2 separate regions of the Mus musculus genome follow, and region 1 is linked to region 2. A link is a loop called in an ENCODE intact Hi-C map of the cell type or tissue named here. Cell type or tissue: left cerebral cortex. All regions are shown on one strand.

Region 1 (8,000 bases), 240 kb before region 2:
GCTCTGTAGTCCTCACTGGATCCCAGCAGTGGCCACTGGTTTTCTGTTGTCCCATCCCTGGAGATGCTGATGCTGACAGTGTGGCTAAGTGCAATCCTCTAACCTTCTCTGCATGGTCTGCTTTCCCCACTATCACCAATAAGTAGCTTGTGAGGAGATGCATGCAGATCCTCTCTCCAAACTAACTTTCTGGTTTTCTGGTCCATCATTTTTTGGGGTTGGGGTGAATTAATTCTACCGTATCCCACAGGTAGGTGTAAGGATTTTCTGATACTCACATGTCTTAGTTGTCAATCAGATCTGATAAAAATAGTTCTTTGTGCATTAATTTTTGTTTTATTCAATTGGGTATAATTCATGATATCAGTGTTGATTTGGGGCTGGGGAAGCTCCTTCCATGTGGCTGCTGTGTCCTTGTCTAATCTTCATCTGTAGGTATGTGCTTCTTCACTCTATCCCATCGAGCTGTCCAGGCTCCCAGCCCTGGAGCTGTCATTACTCCAAAGGGTCCCCCTCCTCTCAGTAGAGAGCAGAGGCTGCCACCTGGGTGCTCTGCTGGTCACCGCCATGTGTGCTGGTGCCCTTGTGATTTTTTTTTGGTTTGTTTTTATTGTTGTTGTTTTGTTTTGTGTGTCCCTCTCCTCCCAGACCCTCCGAGACCACAGGACTCACTGCAACTGCTTCCCATGTTCTCATTAGCATATCCATTTGTTTTATTTCATATATGAAGCTGTCTCTGGACTCTTCACATGCTTTCTGGCTCCAGCTGTGACATCCAAGCCACCTGGTGCTCCCGGTACCCCCTTCTCTGTCCACGTGCTGCCTTGGCTGGGACTCTATCTGACTCAGCCCTGCCCTATGACTGTGGTGCCAAGGTTTACAGAAAGAAGGGAGACATGGAAAAGGAAAGGGAGGAAAGAAGGAAAGGCAAAGGAAGAAAAGATGGGAGAGGAAGAGGAGGAGGGAGAAAGGGAAAGGAGAAGGGAGAAGAAGGAAAGAATAGAGGAGGGGAAGGAGAGGGAGAAGAAAGGAGAGGGTGGGGAGGGGCAGGCAAGAAGGAAGGAGGAAATGAGGGGGTTAAGAAGGAATGGAGGAAGGATAGGAAAGAGGGAGATGGGAAGGAAAGAAGGAAGGACAAAAGAGGGATGCAGAGAGAGAATAGGTGTTTCCTGTGCTAACGAGGGTCATCCTTTGCACCAAAAGGGAAAGCATGTTTTGCTGGTTGGCATTTCCAGTGCTTTTCTTGACTGATTATGCATCGGGCAGGAAGCAGGGAAGGCACTTATCTGAAACATCACATGAATGCAAGTTGAAAGAAAAAAAAAACTGTGAAGTTGAGAGCGAGAAAAGCAGCATCCCAAACTCTCTTTCCATCCGGAGAATCTGCCCACATCTCACACCTAAGGCAGAAGCTGGAGACCAACCAGCAGTACCCACGTCTCACACCTATGGCTGAAGCCTGACCTGGGTTCACATCTCACTCTTAAATAATGTGTGGGTTGCACTGAGGGAGATGATATAGGACTGACACGTTTTTATTACAATATCTTAAGGATCTGTGCATCTATTCTGGGGTGGGGGTGCAATTGATTCAGCAGCAGAATTCCATCACATAAAGATCAAGTTTGAGGCCAAGGTGCAAAGCTACACCACACATCTTAATGGCAGAAAGTCTTTTGGTAGAGCTGAAGATATAATTTTTTCTGAGGCTTACAGTAAGTTGTAGATAGAAAAATACCTTCCTTGTGTGACATGAGCTGCACGAGTGAAGAGCCACATAGTGATTTGTCTGTAAAATCAGGGCCATATCTACATGCAAACTTCATGGAGACAATGAATCTTGTTATGAAATCTTTTAAGACTCAATATAAAGTCCAAAACAAAGTATTAAGCAAGTGAAGTCAGATATAGACCACATGTTTATGAGGAAGAATTCAGAAGGAAATCAAACAAGTCTATATAATCTAATTACTATAAAAACTAATATTCTATACTAACAAAAATTACAGTTTGGTTCAAAGTACTGAGGGGACATCTCAGTCTGTAAAGTGTGTTTAAGCACTCAACACACTTAAGCACTTAAGTGTGTTTAAGTGTGTGAAGACCTGAGTTGACACCCCAGAACCCATATAATAGGCCAGATATGGTAGCATGCATTTGTAATCTCAGCACTAAAGAGGCAGGTGGGCCCCTGGGCTCAATGGCTAGATAGCCTAGCCTTCTTTGAAAGCCCCAGGCCAGTGAGAGACCACACACACACACACACACACACACACACACACACACACACACAGGTTAATGACTCTTTAGGAACAATGATACTCAAGGCTGTCTTCTGTTACATGTACATATAAACACATATGTGTGGATAATCTCTTGTACACTATGTAAAGAGTGTCTTTGTGTTATACAAATGTTGATTTCTGTACTTGCAGAGATTTGAGTATAGACAGGACTGTGGTATTGTTATTTTTATGAAGCATCAACTGTCTGCTTTGTAAATGCCTTCTCTATCACTTCCTGATTGCGTCAATAAAGAGCTGAATGAGCTATAGCAATGCAGAAGTGGATAGGTGGAACTTCCAGGCAGAGACTGGAACTCTGGCAAAGAGAGAGAAGTGGGAGATTTGCCAGCCAGACACAGAGGAAGAAACAGGTGCCAGGATTGAGGGAGAGGTAACTAATGAGTTATGTGGAAGAACTTAAGATTAGAACAATCAGGTTGATTATTTTATATGAGATAGTTGGGAAATACCCTATGATAAGGCCTGTGACATTATTTGGGCAGCTGGCAGTCAGAGACAATTCTGTGGGTACTTATACACACTATAAACTGCTTATGAGCATTGCTAAATTATGGAAAACAAGGAAAAGATCAAGGATGAGCTGGGGTAGCAATTTAGACTCCCAATGTAGAGACAGAATGAGAGATGTCGTGCTGTCACAATCCTTCCCAATGTTCAGTCTACACTTTGGTGGCTGGAGTTCTTTGACTGGTAGGAGCATCCCAATTCTAATGCTCTGTGGTCCTCACTGGATCCTAGCAGTAGCTCTCTGTTGTCCCTTCCAGACTGAGCAATTGTCTTCCAGTTCCCCAGGCCCCACATGCATACATTTGAGAGACCTTCACCCTAGTTTTTTTAATAGTCAGTTTTATTGTATAGGCTTTTCATGTAGTAAAATTTACCTTTCTGTCGTACAGTTTGACAAGCCTTGACAACCCCCACAGTTGAATGGCTGCCTGCACTGTGAATGCTTAGAACACTCAAGTTCCCTCCAACTCATTCCCTCATACCTCGCTCCCAGTCTCTGAAACTGTTACTTGGCTTTCTGGATGTGATGCAGTCTTCTCATTCACTCCCCAGGTGAGGGAGATGTGAATTGTTTTCAGTTCTTAACAATTAGAAACAAAGCTGGTATCAGCAGTGTGTATAGGTTTTCATAAGTAGATAGCTTTTCATTTCTCTTGAGTTAATGTTGAGTGTTGTGGTCCCATGTCAAGGGATGCCTCTGTATTCCACCCTTTATTCTCTCTCTCTCTCTCTCTCTCTCTCTCTCTCTCTCCAGACTTAGCTCTTCATACTGATGCTACTCATTGCTTTTGTCCCTTTCCACTGGTCTCCTGACTTTTACAAAATATGGATACTTCCCGTGATTCTTAATCTTGTTACTCATAGCTTCATTTACACAACAAGAAGTCTTCACTCCAGGCACAGGACATTCTGCTGAGCTGAGAAAAGGGGAACTTTCTACTTAATGATACTTCCATATCCTGCAGATTATAGATCGATATTGAGAACTCTCAAGTATATCCTCTAAAGCTTAGGAGTATGAATGTGAGAAGCACGGAAGCCCTAATTCAAATTCGAAGGAGAGAGGGGTGGAGTTTATGCACATGTCTCTCAGCTTGCAGAAGAGAGAGACGGGCCAGTTCCTGCTGCGTGTGGATACTGTGCCTGAGAACAGATGGCCACATTCAGAGCTTAATGTTGTAATGACAGGCCAGAAATAATGCAAACCAGAGATTCCTACAGAGGATTGAGGGGAAACGTAGAAAGGGGAAAAAAGAGGTGTGAATGAAGAGATTTCAAGTCTTTAGCAGCATGGTAGACCATATGGGATAGTCTTTGTTCTATTTTAAAGTATTTTCATGTATTCTATTGGAATTTGTTCATGCATTGTTATCTTAATAATATTTTAAAGTACGGATTTAATGGAGAGTTGAATGGCTGGTACAATCTGTGCTTGAGGCCACATTGCATGCATAGTGTTAGATGTATTCCTATCCAGATTACTGGACAGGGTTAAGGGCAGACTCCAGGCTTATATGCTAGCTTTAGAGGGGATAGAAATCTCTTCTGAGTGAGGAACACAGTTTTGGAACCACATAGCCAGAGTGGTGGTGAGGACATTCAGGGAATGTTGCTCTTAACAGTTCCTTTTCTGAGAAGACATGAGTTGGTGATTAATGGAGAAGAGTCTGGTTGACCAGATGGCAAGTTGATGTCAAAGGCAACAATAATTTAATCATGAGCTCAAAATACCTTAGCCTGCCACTGTTCTAATCAAACTGAATCCCCAGAGCCTAAAGACAAGTGAGGGACTTGAGTCTCTATTTGCATAAGTTGGAATCATAAGGGTTAAGTTATATGTTTGAAGGGCAGACTCCATGGTCCACTAGAGATCACCTCTCCTTATGGTCCTGGTAGTGAGATGCTGCCCATTGCCCCCAAAGATACTTGATGTCTTTCTTCTGCTCCGTGTTCATAGCAACAGGGCTCTCAGCCTTTCTGATTGGTGTATGTACTATTGTACAAGCCTGGGAGTGAACCTAGCTTCACCTCTGTGCTCCTGTGCCTCTCTTCTCTCCCCAAGTGAGTCCTGAACACACTCCAAAGAAATGCATGTTGTTAGCACAAAGAAATTGTGGCGTCCTCTCTTCCACATTTACCCTAACCAAGGCTTCCATTGGAGACAAGGAGGGGGAAGCTGGTTTATCTTCAGAAGATTACATGTTTTCAACCCAAGAGAACCTTTTCCCCTGCTTTGCATAATGTTCTGGCTATTTGTAGCATTAGAATATTTAAATTTTAAGAAAAAATGAGAGTAGTGAACCTACCTGCATTTTAAAAGATATATATATATATATATATATATATATATATATATATATATATATATATATATACACGTGTGTGTGTGTGTGTGTGTGTGTGTGTGTGTGCATGTATGTCTGTGCAACACATGTGTGAAGTCCTCAGGGAAACCAGAGGAAGGTGTCACATCCCTTGGAACTGGAATTATGCACCTTTGTGAGACCATGTGCTAGGAACAGAACCCAGTTCATCTAAGTGACTTGACTCCTAGAAGTGATCACTCACTTTGCTCACAGTGGGATGAAGGAATTTGAATCTCAGGTAGTTGAATCTCATTAAAAATATTATTTCATTTTAATGTGTGTGCACATGCATGTATGCATATATGTTTGTGTGTGTGTGTGTGTGTGTGTGTGTCTGATATCATGTGTGTCAATACCACAAGACAACTTGTAACTTTTTTTTCCACCTTGTAGGGCCTGTGATGGGATGTCAGAGTTGGCAGCTAGCATCTGTCCCCCCCGAACCTTCTCACTAGCCTTACTCTGACAGGATGTAAGCGAGATAAACTTATTATGTGGATTTTCCACACAGGAAAAGAAATAAGAAATAGCATATGCATCTCATTTGCTAGATATCTGTGGCCAGATCAGCTGATTTTATGCATCAAAATAGTTCAGACTCCACGAACTCTTTCAAATTAGCGTTTGGACATCAGTGAATATTAGTGGTGATATATAACTTGTATAAATACTTTTAAGAATCTCGACTTTCGTTGTTATTTTTCTAGTGCTTTTTGTCTTACTCTGGAAGAATTAAGATCTCACCAAGCACTGAGAGAGCTGACAGTCTGGGCAGGCTGCACAAATTACTGAACTATGTGCTACCCAGAGCTTCTGGTGTTTGTGAAAATATGCGTACACATCATAGTTCTCTTAGAGGATGTGAATGGGGCTACGTGACCACTAGTATATCTTCTTAAATTCCAAATGTAGCCTCACGCTGTCTAGGCTGTCAGCTACTGTAAATAACCAGGGCGGATCCTCTGCTAGCCACATGTGGCTTCCATGTGCAGGGCTCACCTCTTCTCAGATGCATGACGACAAGTGAAGTTGGCATCTCAATATGGTTAGGGCAAGCTTTCCAGTAGCCTCCTAAGCCTCCAGCGCCTGCTCTGGCCTGAAGCACAGGTTTAGGACACATGTGGATGTGGTCTTCCACAGACCTGAGCTTGAAATGAAATTCCTGAGCCAAGGACTCTCAGGTCACATGGTGCATGGCCACTCTTCTGCTCAAGTCCATGGTTACAGGGCTGCAGGTGGAGTGAATTATACAGAGTTGTGGAAGAGAGACTGTCTGAAAGTCATGAGGGTGTAATGATTGGTTCCATCACCCCTCTTTTCTCCTATAGTTCACCAAGACATCCTACAGCAGCTACAGATGCTCTGCAGGTATATGCATGGCCAGATTTAGAAAGTCATAAGAAAACGGCCGTCTTGTGTCTCGGGTCATGTTGTCAAGTGTCTCTGTACTCCCCAAGACATCTAAAGGGAACAGGCTCCTTCATTCAATGCCTTCTTGACATTTCTGTCATCATGGTCCTGAGGTCCAGAGGTACCTTGGAATGTTCCAGAAAGCTCCTAAGTCCCTGCATTAGAACACTCATGGTCACGTTTTGAGGCTGGTATGAATACACATAGCTCTTCCCCTGTCTTTGTGTGTTTAAAAATCCTTGCAAATATTTCAAGAATGTTTAGATCATTTCTCACAAGTTATTTTTTTAAAAACCCAGGAGAACCTCAGCTTCCTGACCTGGTTGGTAAAGAGCTGTGGGGCCTGAGCATAGCTCTCAGCACAGTACCCCAAGGTCTAGGTACCCTGCCCAACTGCATATAGCACTTACGCCCCCCTGAGGATGCTCTGCTGGTGCCTGCATCCCCTTCAGCCACTAGGAAAGGTTGATGCAGCAAAGAGCATCTGTGGGCTCCCTTGTACCGGCTGCCAGTGTCTGGACTGCGTCCTGAGAAACCAAAGCTAGAAGAGAAAAAACGCTACCATTTCCTTTTAAGCCCTTAAACATTTGGGAGCCAGTAGAAATGACAGGGTTGAGTGTCCAGCTGGAAGTCGTGAAGGGGATGGCGGTCTGTGGCTAAGCGATGGCTCCTCCTTACCTTGATGTGACACTGTTGCCTGTTTCCCGGTCACCATGTTGTTTTATTGTCCCACTAGTACAGGACTGCTGATTTTATGAGCATAACCCAAGATACTAGCCCCAAGCTCTGCTAATACTCTCTTAAAAAAAAATAGAATTCCCCAGGAGATTATTCTCAGTCATTTGAGTCTGCTGTGGCCAGCTCTAGGTTTTTAATCCCTCTTGTTTATAATGAGTTTAATCTCTGTCATATTTATCCTTTAGAGAGACAGATCCCTCTCTCCCTATGCCTTGCCACGTGACCACATCAGTTAGGCAAAGTGACAGTGGCTTTAAACCCATCTGTCTCTTGAAAGAACAGTCTCCAAAGGCTTAAGCCTACACCCATAAATAATCTTTGAGGGGCCTTTAAAAGCGAACCTGATAAACAAGATCAGAGGGTGGAGAGAACCGAGACCACCCTGGGCAGGATAAAGCTGGCGTTTTGAAATGGAAAGTCAGTTCGTTTCTTCTAAGCGGTTTTGTTTCGGCCTCCTAGCTCTGAAAGAAAGAGACATTTGATCCACTCTTTGCAAGTCAGTGCTGAGATTTCCCAGGCCCTTGAGTACTTACTTTTGGCTTGGGAACAGTCGGTATGCAGGTGTCTGGCGTCTCTGGCAGGAACTTGGGCCCATCAAAGCTGGTCAGACCATAACACCACTAGGGATGCCTAAGATGGGTTTTGATGTTAAAAGCTCCCTGCCCATCTCGGG
Region 2 (8,000 bases):
GGACCCACAAACCTTAGAGATGAAATAATCCATTTTTTTTTTAAAATCCAGACAACTGGCAGGAGATTGTATTATATCCCCGATGAGCAGTTAGCAGATGAAGGCCTTTGTTTATAGAACCTTCTGGAATCCAAGGGTAGGCGAAGAATTTATTCACTCTGGTCACATTCCTGCAGATCTACTTAATGCTCAGGATTATGGGTCCGTGGACACTGCTTAGTTAGTGGTGATGGCTAGGTGTCCAAGTGCCTGCCTAGGGCTTTGGAGTAGAACTTAGCAGAGTGAGCACACTAACTTGCTTCCCAGCCTGGCAGCCGGCAGAGGGCAAGTGTTGTGAGAGATCTGGCCAGCAGAACAGGATTGCCCCAAGCTTTGGCTGGAGGGAGGTTGCTTGACTTTGACATAAAAGAATAGAAGTTAATTACTCTCCCCCAAGATGAGCCATGAGAAGAGCAGAGAGGCACTAGAACTCTGCCTAGGGACGGGGCTCCCTCCGGTACCCTGACACAGCAGGAGCTGCACCTCAACACACCTTACCATGGATCAGTGAACCGGCCTGTTCCCTGTTGATGGCAAGCAGGGGTCAGCAGGACAACCAAACCACCCCCAGATGTGTGGAGAGGGTTTTAAAGGTGGGAATCTACAATTATCTATTTTAAAGTAGGGAGTGTGTGATGGTTTCAATGAAAATGGTCCCCATAGGCTCATAGGCAGTAGCACTATTAGGACGTGTGGCCTTGATGGTGGAAGTGTGTCACTGGGGGGGTGGGCTTTGAGGCTTCAGAAGCTCAAGCCAGGCCCAGTGCCACTCTCTCTTCCTGCTGCCTGCCAATCCAGATGTAGAACTCTCAGCTCCTTCTCCAGCACCATGTCTGCCTGCCTGCCTGCTGCCATGCTCCCTGCCATGATGACAATGGACTAAACCTCAGAACTGTAAGCCAGCCCTAATTCAATATTTCCCTTTACAAGAGTTGCCGTGGTCATGGTGTCTCTCCACAGCAATAGAAACTGTACCTAAGACAGCGTGAGTAAAGGTAAAGGGCTTGCCTACACTGAGCGTGAGGCCCCAGGCTTGATAGTCAGCAGCGGCAGCACCACTACCAGAACAAGAATAGCTGACTTGAATACAAGAACCAAAACTGAAGGTCGCTCTCTACACAGGGCACAATGCACTGGTAGCTGGGCCTGCACTCACTCTTTTCTCTGCCTGCAGAGACAAGCTTGCCGTTTGCTGTTCAGAGCAGCCTTTCCTGCCATCCAGGGTCTCTGGGCCTTGTTTCATAAATACATAACACTCATTTCCAGACCCATTCAAAGTTGCCTCTCCATCGCCTGGGTTGGAAGCAGGCTTCATATTAAATACATTTTCCTCTAGATGTGAGCAGAATCCCTGACTACAAGAATTCCTTCTCAGTTCTCCCCATGTTTCCCCTTTCCCTCATGGTTGCCTTTATCCAAGACAGCAGAGCTGTGTTTTCCCTGAGCAGTAGCTTGTGAGCTGTTTAACATCTGCATCTATCCAGGGGACTCCTCACTCTCACGCTGCTCTACCCAGTGAGTGAGGAGCCCAGTCACCTGCAGATTCCCCTTAATTTCCCCAATTTGAAAATTCTCCCCAGAAATTGGGTGAGACCCTACTCTTATTCCAAGCTTGGGCCGGGCCTTCCACCACACTTATCTCCCTCAATTCTCCAGACTCATATTTGCCTCAGCAGGAGGCCCCTTTCATGCTCACCAACTTGGTCTGCCTTGTCCCTCAGCGACATATTTTAAAATGTCATTATTACATATTTGAGCATCTTGGCATCTACTTCCTAGGAAGACCCAGGACAAACCCCTGCTTCCTGTTCCCCTGAGGACTTCCTTTTGCCAATCTGTTTCACAGAGTAGGGTCTCACCCAATTTCTGGCTCTCGTGATTTCTGGGTGCTTTGAGTTATCACTGTGTTTGATGTACCACAATCCCTAGGCTGCCCGGATGTGAATTGTCAAGGTCAAGAAACAGAGATGACTAACCAACCGAAAGATTTCTATCTGGGACTAATTGCAAAGCTGGAACTGTCATGGAGGACAGACAGAGGCCAAGGAGGTCTCTTAGAAGTTCAGAAACAAAGAGACATTGGAGTCTTATTAAACAAAGAAGTCCAGAGTGAAGGCTAGGGGCTGGTGAGCCCTGGTGGGCCAAGAGCTCGGTTATCATACCAAGCTGGTCTAAAGGTCAGGCCCAGCAGCTCCAGTGTGCATTGCTAAAAGAAAGGCAGTCTTCTTACAGACAAAGCAGGCTGTTACACTGGTCCGGCCATGCAGGGTGGTTCCAGAACAATCTCCCACAGCCTGCACTGTTTCTCTCTGCAGCCCAGTGGCTCCACTCCACTTCAGATGCTGTGACAGCCACAGACCACTGCCTTTCCTCACCCGCATGGCTGCTCCTGCAGCTGATGCACAGGGATCCGTTTGCTGACTACACTCTGTGTTTGGGAGAGCGAGCATCGTGGCCAAGGTGCCAAGGAGAAGAGAGGGAACTGAGGGACACAGGACACGTGAAGAGGTCAGAATGCAGATGTCCCCAGCCCACTAAGTTGCACTTATGGCACTTATGGCACAGACCAGGGACCAGGGGTAGTTAAAACAACAGTAACAACAACCACCACCTCCAACAACAACAACACTCTCATGGAAAAAGAGCTAGTGTGGTGCTTCACACTGTGTGCTGTGGGGCAAGCTGATAATGAGTCAGACAGAGCAAATTACTCACGTTCAGGTCACCTGCTCTTTACCTGAACCACTATTGCATAGAGAGTTCAATTTCTACCTAAGACTGGGGAAATCCCTAACTACAATGCTGTTAGGGCAGTGGCAATCTCCTGCAGGCATTTGTCCCGATATCGCCATTCACCACTAATACACAAAACATGTAGAAACACGAACAATTTAGTTCTCTTTCTTTCTAACTCGGGGACAATTAGACAGTGAAATGAAGTCTCAATTTTGAGGCCAGTTCTGTGTCATGCACTAGAATGTGGTCCCAATCCCACAGCAGTGGGGACACAGAGGACAGACAGTTCAGACAGTGATGGAACAAGAGCAGTGGCCATGCTCAGAGCTGGGCCTCTTCACAGTGCTGTAGGTCCTGCTGGCTCTGACCTGTGCAAGGTGATGCATGGTGTCTCAGGCCCTTCGTACTCTGTCCTACCCAAGACTACCTGCCCCTCAGGTCCTACGTTGGTGTCATTGAAGTCCTGTGGTGAAAGGAGGAATCATGGGTAAGGCGGGGTCTCCCTGTACTGTCCTGCTTTGCCCACTGAGGTGAGAGACCAGGATGTTGATAGTGTGAGATGGGCCCAGGTCTTCAGAGTAGATCCTCTCCTCTCCATGCATTGTAGAGCCAAGTAGCTCAGACATAGACTCTCGCTGTGCCAGAGGCGCTCAGGGTGGGGAAATTCTAGAAATACACACAGGGGGCAAAGGTGGCACACACTGGGCCCTGGCAAGTCACTGTGATTCTTATTGTCTGAATCCTTGTTACCTGTCTTGGTGGGACAGTCAGGGACCATGGATGGGATGGTGGCCAGCAGCATACACATACGCAGTGGGTGTCTAGAAAGGGGGTAACTCTTGCCTGAAACCAAACTCCTCCATGTCCCTGTGGTTTGAGGACTATAACACTGTCACAGGACGACCTGAGGTGCCACAACCTGACTCTCACCCTCTTCTAGCGCCCTGAGGAAGAGCTGGGGTCATGTAAGGCAGTGTGTGTGTGTGTGTGTGTGTGTGTACTCATGCATGTGTGTGCATACACATGTGTGTGTGTGCATGTGGGTGTATATGTAAGTGTGCATGTGTGTGTGCACATGTGTTAGTTGATAGCATGCGTGCGAGTACATATATGTGAATGTATATGCATCTCTGTGGCTGAACACACTCCTTGTCTGAAGGTCACTTTCAAAGACGCCAACTCTTCAGTCTCAGCTGAACTAAGAATTATACCAATCAAACTACAAATTTTAGGGTGAGTCTAACCGCCTTTGTCTGCCTTGTTTTTGCAAATCCAGAATTAGTCATCAGTTTTTCCATGGCCGAGCTCTGCCTGGTCAGAGACTTTGTGATGAGTGCCACCTTGTGGTGCCTTTTGTATTTCCCAGGAGCAGGAAGTAATGGTCTGAGGCTGCTAGTAAAACCCATTACCAGACTCCAGCTCTGCAGCCTCTCCTATCCTGGCCTCTCACATCTGCATGCTCATGATATAAACCCACCGTACTCTGCCATTCCCAGCTTAGGGGCCAGACCCATCCCAGAGCCACCCAATTCCCAAGCAAAGCTGTTATGAGTTTACAGACAGCATCTCAAACTGTACCCTGAAGTAAACCTCTTTTTTGTGATAATGTGCCCGCCTCCAGTATTTTGTTCTAGCATCAGAAAGCAAACAAAAGCAGAAGAGGAAAGCCCCGTGCCTCTTGATTAAAGTGCCTCCAGGAAATCCCACAAGACTATGCAAAAGGTAAGCAGGGCTGGTTGCCCTTCCTCATCATCTAAGTCACACAGTGAATCCCTATCCTCCAGGGCAACCCACAGAAAAGGATGCTTCAGACAATTTCATAGAATGCTCCGGGTATTTAATGGGAAAGCCCAAGGGAGCTCACAAGAAGGTTGAAGGTTTGAGGTTTGAGCTAGAGGCACCATCCAACCTCCTGCTTGCAGGTGGACACTAGTTTCATCTACCCCCTACTTATCTCTCCTGTCCTGTCAAGCTCCTATTGAGAACAACCCATTGTGATCTTCCTACTAAAAGCTCTAAGTCACAGGCTAGGGGCAGCATGTGCTGGAGCACAGGACAGAGGACACTTGGAGCACTAGTTGGCTTCCCCTGTCTGTATCTCTCTAAGTATCCTTTATTCCTCTGTCCATAAACTCACAGTAACAGCTTTGCTAAGGAATTAAACTGGGTCGCATGGTCCATGGAACTGCATGTTTTCCATAAGTCCTTCCATCCCTCCAACCTCCAGCGCTCTGGGAGCCCATTCTGGGAGTGTTTGTGGTTGCAGCAATGACAGGAGGGTGTTGTTGATTCTCACATTCCAGGATTTTACCTGGAAAGTGTCAAGGCAACTTTTAAAATGTTTTCAAATGAAAACCGGGGTGGAAGTTAAGGACAGAGAGAATCTGATTCGTCACATGGTTGTGGGGAACTTGGAGTGTATCTTGGAGCCCCTTCCCTGGCTCCTACACACAGGAAAAGCACCTTCCTACTTTCCTTTCTGGTTTGATCAAGGTATGGGCTCACATAGTCCTGCCTGGCCTTGAACTCACTAAGGAGCTGAGGACGAACTAGTGCCCAGGATCCTTCTGCCTTTCCTTTTCCTGTGTCACACACACCCAGCTTAAACAGACACCCTTTTGAAGAAATGTGGAGAAAATGTCATATTTCAGTTTTACCTTTTTACCTTTTTTTTTTCTTCCACAAATGGAGCAGAGTTTCTGCTCTTCTGTGCCTAGTGTGTGCTTTGAGGGTCTGTCTGTCCAGGCCTTTGTCTATGTTCCTAGTGGGTTTTAGGTCTTTTCACCTCCATTTTTCCTATCAAACTGTGTGTGTTCCCATTCTTTAATCTGTTTCCTGTTTTTCTTCTCTTTGGTTAAGAAGGACCCTGGTTCTCTTTGTCAAAGTGGCAGTGGCTGGGGAGGCAGCTTCGTAGTTAAGAGCACTGACTGCTCTTGTAGGGGTCCCAGGTCCGATTTGCAAATGCCACATGGTAGTTCACAATGATACATCTGTGACTCCCGGTTCAGAGGATCTGATGTCCTCTTCTGTCCTCTATGGCCACTGCATACATGTGGTGTACACACAGACATGCAGGCGAGACACTCACACACATAACAAATAAAATACGTTTCAACAGTCAGGGCTGTAGTAGCATGGGCTTACATCCGTGACCTCAGCTCTATCCCCATGATCTACATGTCTGTTTTTATTTTGTGTCAGCCAGCACCAAGGCGCTTTTATCACTATAGCTCTGTAGCATAGCTAAGCTCAGGAATAGCAATACCCTCCACAGCCTTCTTTGTGTTCAGGTTGCTTTGGTTGCCTTGATCTTTTGTGCTTCCTTATACAATTTTAGGTTTTTTCCCCCTATGTCTGTGAAGAAAGGAGCTGGAAACTCGATTGGGATTGCACTGGATCCGTAGGCTGCATTTGGCAGGATGGTCCCTGCCAGCAAGATCCGTTCCTTCCATTCAAGTGCATGCCAGGCCTTCCCATGTGGCTCCCTCAACTTCTCTCTCCAGTTCAGTGTAGACTCCTTTCATTCCCCTGGCTAGCTGTGTGCCCAGACACTTTATCCTATTTTAATTTGTGAATGGGATTATTTCAGTGTGTTTATCACTGGTCCATGGGACACCTAGTGATTTGTGTGTGTGTGTGTGTGTGTGTGTGTGTGTGTGTGTGTGTGTGTGTGTGTGTATTTTTGTAACTTGCCACTTTGCTGGGAAGTACTTATCAGCTCTGTGCATTTCTGGGTGGAGTCTTTTGTGCTTAGACTCTTGCCTGCTCACTTTGCTCTGCAGAGCGCTCTCTGCTGGACAGTTTTGTGAAGTGTTAACACAGGGTGGGGGGAGCTTGGCTTGGGAATCATCCTGACAGTTTTACTGCACTAGGCCTTTCTGGACTTTCCCTAGCTGTTTCCCTGGGACCCCTTTCTGGACAAGGGTTGGTAGCCCATGTGAAGGAAATTTTATGCAGAGCCCAGTTGCCGAGTCCACAGTGTGACCAGGCCTGTGTGGTTATACCAGAGCTCTACCCTAGTTCCCACCTTCTAGAGAAGGACTCCTGGCTGGCTCGGCTGCCTCCTTCTGAAGCCCAGTAGATGATTCAGATCCCTATGTTTTTATTTTTGTCCTCCCTCATTTCTTACAAACACACACGTGCGCGCTCACACTCACACACACACGGCATGCACGCACACACACACAGGACAGTTAGTGTCACCCACTCCACATTTAGGAATTATTGAAACACGAATGAAATCAGCTCTGTCTCTGACACACATCGCAACCATGTTTCACCAACTTATCTTGAAACCGGCCACAGTTCAGATGGTGCACAGTTCTGGCTTTGTGAGTCTAACCTTATCAGCCTTTCCTTTCCTGATGTCTGGATTTGGGCTCACAATGGAATGTGGCTCTTGTAGAAGTGCTGGGTGCAGTTTTCCCCTAGTATCTGCACACCTCCAGTTCTCCCACTGGCTGGGGTGTTGCTGCGTGTGCTGTGAGCCGTTTAACAGCCCAGTGCTGTTTCTTGGAGGTCACTGCTTCATCATTTGAAATGTCACTTCCACTACATTCTGACTCTCCATAGGGACCCGGGTCCATTCTGGACTCTTTAATCTGTTCAGTGATCTCTCTAGTCAGGTAAATATATATGTTTGCAGCTAGGCATCATGGCCCATGCCTGCAGTCCTAGCACTCCGGAAGCAGAAGGGTTGCTATGTGTTCAAGGCCAGCCTGGACTATATAGTAAGTTCTAGGCCAGCCTGGGCTACCATGTAAAATGACTGCCCCCAACCCCCATCCTCAATCTCAAAACAAAAACAAAAAACACAACAAAAATGAAAACAAAAACACAAACAAAACAAAAATAAAAGAAACAAAAAAGAAAGAAAAACGAATTCTCCAAGCATCCATTATGAAATAGTAAGACTCAGAGAGGCTTCACAGAGCAGTTCACTATGCCTCACCTCTATCTCACCCAGCTGGAGACACTGAGTTCTCCTACTTGCTGGAACTCATTCATGTGACAGTTCCACCGACAGCAACACTGCTGACTTGGACTAACGGATGCAGAGACAGCACAAGATGTTGAGAGCCTTAGACTCACAAGATCATGCTGGCAATAAACAGCCTGAAGGCACTTTGGGTGACTTGGGTCCTGGTAGTTCTACCTTTGTGAATACAAGAAGGACCAGAATCTTAGAGGTCAGAGTCAGGATGAATAGAACTCTATGCCCAGGC

What was found. A loop is a pair of places that touch in the nucleus more often than their neighbours do. Peaks named below come from ENCODE experiments on the same cell type or tissue, not always from the same donor. Only the 100,000 strongest peaks of a DNase experiment are listed, where the experiment ranks them.
Region 1: a loop joins it to region 2, with 2.5 times the contacts of the local background. A loop is called at or near these places in 8 of 42 quality-filtered maps.

The regions. Positions count from the first base shown.
Region 1 is chr1:90,345,856-90,353,855 of GRCm38, forward strand. All of the region lies in intron 1 of Gm34992 (a long non-coding RNA gene), which reads left to right. Among named protein-coding and RNA genes, the nearest start is that of Gm34992, 12 kb to the left of the region's middle. In left cerebral cortex, no CTCF peak of the experiment used is centred here; DNase peaks (open chromatin) are centred at 1,375 and 3,949.
Region 2 is chr1:90,584,438-90,592,437 of GRCm38, forward strand. No RefSeq gene overlaps it. Among named protein-coding and RNA genes, the nearest start is that of Gm35192, 5.6 kb to the left of the region's middle. In left cerebral cortex, CTCF peaks have their summits at 4,125 (motif pointing left) and 6,572 (motif pointing left); DNase peaks (open chromatin) are centred at 4,109, 6,235 and 6,573.